Regions from separate parts of the Homo sapiens genome. Here region 2 is linked to region 1. A link is a contact called in ENCODE Hi-C or POLR2A ChIA-PET data. All regions are on one chromosome and are shown on one strand. The core of a region is the stretch at or near the end of the contact, and the rest is flanking DNA. Distances in the headings are between cores, read along the strand shown.

Evidence for each region. Hi-C counts contacts between places; a loop is a spot of excess contacts on that map. ChIA-PET counts read pairs that join two places held with the same protein, here RNA polymerase II (POLR2A). Pooled maps may share reads with other maps.
Region 2: a loop to region 1 is called in a pooled map, with 6 times the contacts of the local background. The contact joins two enhancer-like sites. A Hi-C loop is called at or near these places in 1 of 37 single-sample maps with no recorded cell type and 2 of 50 pooled maps. POLR2A ChIA-PET finds 5 or more read pairs at or near these places in 1 of 52 experiments (GM10248).

What each region holds. Positions count from the first base shown.
Region 1 is chr18:3,175,837-3,179,966 of GRCh38, reverse strand. MYOM1 (myomesin 1) reads left to right here. Exons shown (of 38, transcript NM_003803.4): 6 at 3,833-3,925. Among named protein-coding and RNA genes, the nearest start is that of MYOM1, 42 kb to the left of the region's middle. RefSeq lists enhancers at 1,638-2,027, 2,048-2,167. Within about 2 kb of position 1,871, at least 14 of the 41 ENCODE cell types and tissues checked have a DNase peak (open chromatin) inside an H3K27ac peak, as active enhancers do.
Region 2 is chr18:3,398,920-3,403,049 of GRCh38, reverse strand. No RefSeq gene overlaps it. Among named protein-coding and RNA genes, the nearest start is that of TGIF1, 49 kb to the left of the region's middle. Within about 2 kb of position 1,874, at least 3 of the 41 ENCODE cell types and tissues checked have a DNase peak (open chromatin) inside an H3K27ac peak, as active enhancers do.

The DNA of each region.
Region 1 (4,130 bases), core at 622-3,121:
TTGATCCGAAGCCGAATTGAGTGTCACTGAGTCATTTGGTCAAACAGCACATGTCACAGCCGTTGGTATCACAGCGCTTTTCTTAGGCAAAGAGGAACCACTGAAAACCCTCCAGCACAAGAAAGAGCAGAGCCAGAGTGAGCTTGAGTCCAGTGTGAAATTACCTAAACCAATTATAGAAGAAGAGCATGCCAATTAACATGTTCTACCCTGTACTTCATCTAAACGGGGAATGCGGGAGATTAGAAGTGGCCAGTGGATTTCTTTTTCCAGGCCATCTCTGATCAGATAGTCCTGTCTGCTCGAGCCATGTTGAGACAGCTGTCTGAAGCTGCTGGCAGGAAATAGCACTGCATCAACTTGCAGGGTCTTCTGTGTTTGGAGAAGGTTATGTTGCTGCACCTGCCACACAGCTGCGATTCTTAAGCCAGTCCCACCCTCTCCATTTCACATCTGAGGGAACTGAGACTGTCAACTTACTTTCTTCGTGTGCATTTATTTAAAATCATCCAACTTTGGGAGGCTGAGGCAGGGGGATCGCTTGAGCCCAGGAATTTGAGACCAACTTGAGCAACATAGTGAGACCTCATCGCTATTTATTTAAAATAAAATCATCCATATCATGACATATATGCTTGTCAGAACTCTGTTCTCTCAGACAAAAAATTATGAAGCTACAATTAATCTATTGCATTACGTGCTAATTCTGTTCAACCAAATTTAACCAATTCTGAGCGCCTGCTGTTTGCCCATGACTCATTCTTCCTCAGGAGTAGGAATAGAAGTAAATGTGGATCAGGCCAGGCACAGTGGCTCATGGCTGTAATCCTAGCATTTTGGGAGGCCGAGGTGGGAGGATTGCTTGAGCCCAGGAGTTTAAGACCAGCATAGGCAACATAGCAAGAGCCTGTCTCTACAAAAAATAGAAAAAATTAGCTGAGTGTGGTGGTGCACACTTGTAGTCCCAGCTACTTGGTAGTCTGAGGTGGGAAGATTGCTCGAGCCTGGGAGGTGGAGGTTGCAGGGAGCTATAATCACACCATTGCACTCCAGCATGGGAGACAGAGCGAGACACTGTCTCAAAAAAAAAAAGTAAATGTGGATCAGACACAATCCCAACCTCAAAGGTTTGGCAACATAATAGAAGAGACACATATCCAACCATAATTTTGATAAATGTTATATTTAGTAACTTGAAGCAAGGAACCCTGATGCAGAGAGGCAGGAACGATTCATACTGTGTCATATTTTAGGGAAGAGTTTATTGAAGAAGTTGCATTTGATCTGAATCTTGAAGGATGAGTTCGGGTTCTGTTATATGGAGGAGAGTGTTTGTTTGTTTTAAGTGTAGAAAATGAATAACGTGCTTTAGGGACGGAGGGGTGTATGTGTATGTGAGAGAGAGAGCTGGGGAAAGGAAGGAGCTGACTGAAGCCAGTATTCTTCCTTCCTCTCCCTTTCCATCATGTTCCCTACTCCCAAACCTCCTTATGATCGTGTCCACAAGTCTGAAGAAATGAAATGCAGACAGAACAATTGGAAAATGGAAGCATCATGTGGGTCAGCAGCCAGGCTGCCGGTTCAAATCCCTCCTCTGCTGTTCCTGGCTGTGTGACTGGGCAAGTTCCTGAAACCCCCATGCCTTGGTTTCTTCATCTGGAAAATGAGGTTAAAAACAGCACTATCTCATACGGTGGTTGTGAGAACTGAACTTACCAATGTATGCATAAAGCGCTTAGAGCATTGCCTGGCTCATAGTCAATTCTCTGTGTCAGCTATGTTAATCAGGGTTATTGACGTCATCTGTGCGTGCGAAGTGGGCTGTCTGAAAGGGAAACAAGTGAAACCCAGTTCCTCTTTTGGGCAGAAAATGGTTTAAGTAGAAAAGCCTGGTCCAGCACCATAGCCACTGGCTACTGAGAACATGAGGAAGTGGTGAAGAATCCAGGCGCCACGTACAGACCCAGAAGACAGGGTCCCAGGGAGAGGCCCGCCTGCGTAGTCCACTCTCCGAGGGCTGTGAGGCTTAACCAGATATGGAACAGTCAGAAAAAGGGAGGCTTTCAGCTCTTACTTGTCAGAAGTTTCCTTTCATGATTTATATTATAAATTCTTCCAAGGCAAGAGCCATGTTTGTTTATGACATTGAATAAAACACTTAAATATAATGATCGTTCAATACAATGATATTGCAGGCCGAGCATAGTGGCTCACACCTGTAATCCCAGCACTTTGGGAGGTCAAGGCAGGTGGATGACCTGAGGTCAGGGGTTCGAGATCAGCCTGACCAACATGGTGAAACCCCATCTGTACTAAAAATACAAAAAACTAGCCAGGCGTAGTGGCCGGTGCCTGTAATCCCAGCTACTGGGGAGGCTGAGGCAGGAGAATCACTTGAACCCGGGAGGTGGAGTTTGCAGTGAGCCAAGATGATGCCATTGCACTCCAGCCTGGGCAACAAGAGTGAAACTCTGTCTCAAATAATAATAATAATAATAATAATAATAATAATAATAATAATGATATTGCTTCTAACAACATGCAAGAATGTTAGCAGGAAGAATGTTTTGCTCTCATCCTACACAGATAGCCAGCAATAAAACCCCCAACAGAAAGCCTTCCTCTCTGTTACATCAATAGTGGTCAACTTTTTAAAAAGCTTATTTATGTATTTATTTGTTTTATTTATTTTTAAAAAGCTTATTTGTTTGTTTGTTTTATTTATTTTAAGACACGGTCTCACTCTGTTGCCCAGGCTGGAGTGCAGTGGTGCGATCATAGCTCACTGCAGCCTCAGCCTCTCAGGCTCAAGCTATTCTCCCACTGCAGCCTCCAAAGTAGTTGGGACTACAGGTTTACACTCAGCTAATTTTTTGTAGTTTTTGTAGATTCAGGGTCTTGCTTATTGCCCAGGCTGGTCACAAACTCCTGGCCTCAAGTGATTCTTCCACTTCAGCCTCCCAAAGTGCTGGGATTACAGGAATTACATGCATAAGCCACCATGCCTGGCCTAAAACCTTTTAAATTATAATATAACATGCACACAAAAAGTGTGCATATTATATACTGCAAATTTTTTTTTTTCGAGATGGAGTCTCACTCCGTCGCCCAGGCTGGAGTGCAGTGGCACAATCTCAGCTCACTGCAACCTCCGCCTCCTGGGTTCAAACAATTCTTGTGCCTGAGCCTCCTGAGTAGCTGGGATTACAGGTGTGTGCTACCATGCCTGGCTAATTTTTAGTATTACTAGTAGAGATGGTATTTCACCACGTTGGCCAGGCTGGTCTCAAACTCCTGACCTCAAGTGATTTGCCCGCCTCGGCTTCCCAAAGACTGCACACTTTTACAAATGAATTGCTTTAGTGAATTTTTGTAGATTGCACACACCCATGTAACTGACACCCAAATCAATAAACATTATTGACACCCAAGAAGCCTCCTTCTTGCGTCCCAACACACTACTGATTTCTAGTAGCATTAATTAGTTTTTTGTTTTTGTATTCTATATAAAAGCAATCATTCTGCTGTGCACTGTTTTGTAACTGGCTTTTTTCGGTAACTATGTTACATGATATTCAGCCATATTGCTGTGAATCGTCAACATTTTTCATGTAAGTTTATAGAGGAGGGGAAAGCACTTCATCAAGAAGTGTGATGTATTGCTGGTGCACTTCACGTAAGCCAATATGATTTACATTTATTTAATCGATGCTGCTGCTACCCTCAGTGCCCTGTTTACAGATGTTCCTGCAAGAACAAGAATTGTGTGTGTGTTTAATCATGAAGTTGTTTACACTTCAACTTACTTCATTTTGTTTCCATTCTGTTATAGGTATAAAAACCAGGTGCCAATAAATGTCCATGCAAACCCTGGAAAGTATATTATTGAGAGTCGATATGGGATGCACACTCTGGAGATTAATGGGTAAGAGAACATTAGTGTCCATGTGTTGCTCACCATTGCTCAGGGAGGCTTCTCACCCCTGCAGTTAACAGCCACTCTCCCCACTTCATCCCAATGCTGTGTGATCACACTGAGGGACATTCGTATACGGTGCTTCTCTGGGTGCACACCTGAAAGTGATATGTATGACTGATCCTTACCATACCCACACTACCTCCCAAAGTGA
Region 2 (4,130 bases), core at 625-3,124, 220 kb before region 1:
TAAGGTCACATTCTGAGGTTCTGGAGATTAGGATTTCAACATATGTTTTTTGAGGGGACCCAGTTCAACCACCACACCATCTTAATTGGGTTTCCTTGTCTAAAAGGACTCGATTTCAATCACTTACTGATGAATAAATGTATGATTAGCTAAAAATTCTCAAAATTAACTCATATAAATACCTACACAATTTCCTAAAAGGAGAGTAAAATTCCTTTTGAAGGAAACCTGATGTTTTCATCTTGAATCTGTATTGGAATCATGTCATTGAAATATTTCACACTAGTGGATGGTTTTTATTTTGAGTTAAAATATTGCAAAGATTAAAATGTACCCAGGAGTTACTGTCATCACATTAGAAGTAACAGAATCACATTCATTCCTAAAAAGCATAGTCTCACAGACAAGTAGTTTTAGAGTATTAAAACAATGCATCATGATAAAAACTAGATCTTTTTAGAATGTAAAGATTTCTTTGGAGTACTTCACTCTTTGTAGAATCTGAAGAAAAACAATAACTAAAATCAGTGTGGAGTTCACCTCAGTGCTGAGTTTAATTATTGTCTTGCAAATATTTACAATACTATTGTTTTATTGCAGATGGCTCTTCCAGAAATGTCAAACTGCCCATTATGACTGGATGTACCTACTGTATACTAATATTTTCTTTCTGTTAATAGATAGCAGTTATTTCAAATATACAAACAGGATTATTTCATGTATGTAAATAATTACAGACTGTTTTTTGTTACTCAGATATCTACTGTATTCCTTATAAAAATGAATGTCAATAGAACCTGAATTCCCCGGGTCGAAACAGTGATCTCTCTGGGCTATAGCACAGGGCCCCTCTCAGATGTCTAAAACCATTAGGAGTGACAAAGCTGTACTTTCAAAAAGGCACATATTTACATATGGCTTGAATAAATAATTTTCCCTCTAGTTGCAGTTCTGTTACTTGTATGGTTTCATTTCCCTTCACTTACTATCAATCACTGTCCCCCATCACCCACAAAGACAGTCTGAGTATAAGGTAATATCATTTTCTGGTTATATACATTTCTCTTCTAAGATTCAGGATATATGGTAGTTCATGTATTTAACAAAAGTAACCTGAATGTTCCCCGGGTCCTCCAGCTTTCAACATGCTTGTGGGCATATGTATGAACTTGGGTGTGTGTATGTGGCCAAGGGAACACGTCTATTTAAAGCCTATACAAAGCAGCTGAAACTCCCACCCTACTTGTCTGCAGCAAGTCCAATTTCCTCCACAGCCGTTTCTGAGTCTCCTTCAAGGTAGGTGAGGGTTGCTTCTCTTTTTGACATTTTCTTTTTTTTTTTTTCTTTTTGAGACAGAGTCTCATTCTGTTGCCCAGGCTGGAGTGCAGTAGCATGATCTCAGCTCAGTGCAACCTCCACCTTCCAGGTTCAAGTGATTCTCCTGCCTCAGCCTCCAGAGTAGCTGGGATTACAGGCACCCACCAACACGCCTGGCAAATTTTTGTCTTTTTAGTAGAGATGGGGTTTTGCCATGTTGGCCAGGCTGGTCTTGAACTCCTGATCTCAGGTGATCCACCTGCCTTGGCCTCCCAAGATGCTGGGATTACAGGCGTGAGTCACCATGCCTGGCCATCCTCTTCACACTTTCATTCTGGTTATCTTGTCTCAGATCTTATACTCCCCACACCTCAAGGCTTCTCTGCCATTCACCTCTGGCTGTTTCATAACTATTTTTCAGCCTGCTACCCTTCTCCGTCACCTCTTCCCCTCCTACACTAGGTGCAGAGCCCTGGGCCTTATTTTTCAAAGGATGGAAGGCAAGGCTGCCATGTTTAAGACTTTACATGGGTAGAGATGGACACAAAGGAACTGTTCTGCAGAAAAGGGAACCTTAAATCTGGATATCTATTATCACTGCTAGTGCCACCCGTTGGCCACACTCCTTCAGTTGAAATCCCCTTGGGCCATCTGTTTTCCATCCTCAGCCTACCACTTTGTTGTTCAGGCTCAGTTCCTCCTTTTCATCTCCCTCACTTCTACTACTTTCAGGTATAAGAAGCAAAAATCTTGTAGAAATTATAAAGAAAATCTCTGCTCAAGACAAAGACACTCCCTGCCTTAGTCCATTTTTTGTTGCTTTAACTGAATACCTAAGACTGGTAATTTATAAAGAAAAGAAACTTATTTCTTATAGTTCTAGAGGCTGGAAAGTCCAAGAGCATTGCACCAGCCTCTGATTAAGGGCCTTCTTGCTACATGATAACATGAAAGAGAGCATCACATGGTGAGAGGGCAAGAGGGTGAGTGTCACCTGAGGCTTCTCTTCCTCTTCTCATGTAGCCACCAGTCCTGTTGTGGGTCCCCCACCCTGATGACCTCCTCTAATCCTAATTGCCTCTGAAAGGACTCATCTCCAATCAGCATTTGAATTGGGGGATTAAATTTCCAACATGTGAAGTTTGAGGGGCACATTCAAACCACAACATTCTGTACCTTTACATTATTGAAAGTTATATTAATGACAGCATTATATTATTAAACAACACCTACCATCTCAGTCTGAAATATGTGCATTCAGATTATTCAACCGCTAGCTATCCTTAAGAAAGATGAACTGAAAGGGCTCAGAAAAGTTCCCTTCTAGAACAAAATAAAAATATCTTCCAAGCTTCTACTTCAGAATACAGGCACCACTCCAGTTTTAAACTAGCACTTTAAAATTCTTTCTGCTACTGAAATTTTTTTTTTTTTGAGACAGAGTTTCACTCTTGTCACCCAGACTGCAGTGCAATGGTGTGATCTCAACTCACTGCAACCTCAGCCTCCCAGGTTCAAGCGATTCTCCTGCCTCAGCCTCCCGAGTAGCTGGGGATTACAGGCACCCACCATCATGCCTGGCTAATTTTTCTATTTTTAGTAGAGACGGGGTTTCACCGTGTTGGCCAGGCTGATCTCAAACTTCTGACATCAGTTGATACACCTGCCTCAGCCTCCCAAAGTGCTGGGATTACAGGCGTGAGCCACTGTGCCCAGTCTCTGTTACTGAAATCTTTCAACAATATCTATTTAAGATCTCTTATGGATTCTGTATTACCATATTAGTGACATGAGAGATCCCAAAGAATAGGGACTTTTTCTGGCCTCCAGAGGTTCCATGACATAAGACCACTCATTGAATTTGGATTCTAGTGCTGGCTGTGTTACGTGTTGGCTAAGTGACCTTTGACAAGTCACCTAAGCTCTCAGAACTTTAGTTATCTCACCTGTAGAAGGAGGAGAATAATACCAGCCTCAAAGTGCTTTTGGGGTTTTGTAAGAAATAAGTGAGAACAATTGTTAAAAAAAAGTAAGGACTTACACAACTGTGTGCAAATATACACTGTTACAAGAACTAAATCTTGGTTTATTCTAAGAAGTTCTTGTGATGAGCAGACATCGTGAAAAGTATTTTTTATGGATTCCAGGATGTTTCTTGAAGCTGATTAGAAGCTGGAAAGAAGAAAGGGGGACTTTTTGAAGGCAGAGTCACTCATAATATCTCTGCCCAGTTCCCCAAAGTTATGTCAGACTCCTGAGCAGATTGGGGTACTATAATTGTATTAGTCAGGATTCTCCAGAGAAACAGAACCAATAGGAGGTAGATGCAGATAAAGATGCAGCTATAGATATAGATAGGATACAGAGATTTATTATAAGAAATTGGCTCACATGATTAGGAAGCTGAGAAGTCCCAAGGTCTTGCCATCTGTAAGCTGGAGACCCAGGAAAGTCCAGTCTTAGTCTGAAGGCCTGAGATCCAGGGAAGCCCACGTTGTAAATCCCAGTCCAAGGGCAGGAGAAGACCTCCCCTAACTCAAGTAGCCAGGCTGGAAGCAAAAGGGGGCAAATTCTTCCTTCCTCCACCTTTTGTTCTTTTCAGGCTGGAAATGAATTGGATGGTGCCAACCCACATTGGAGAGAGTAATCTACTTTACCAAGTCCACTGATCCCGATGTTGATCTCAGACAGAAACACCCTCACAGGCACACCCAGAACAATATTTATTTATTTATGTTTTATTTTTTTTTTGAGATGGAATTTTGTTCTTGTTGTCCATGCTGCAGTGCAATGTGCGATCTCAGCTCACCACA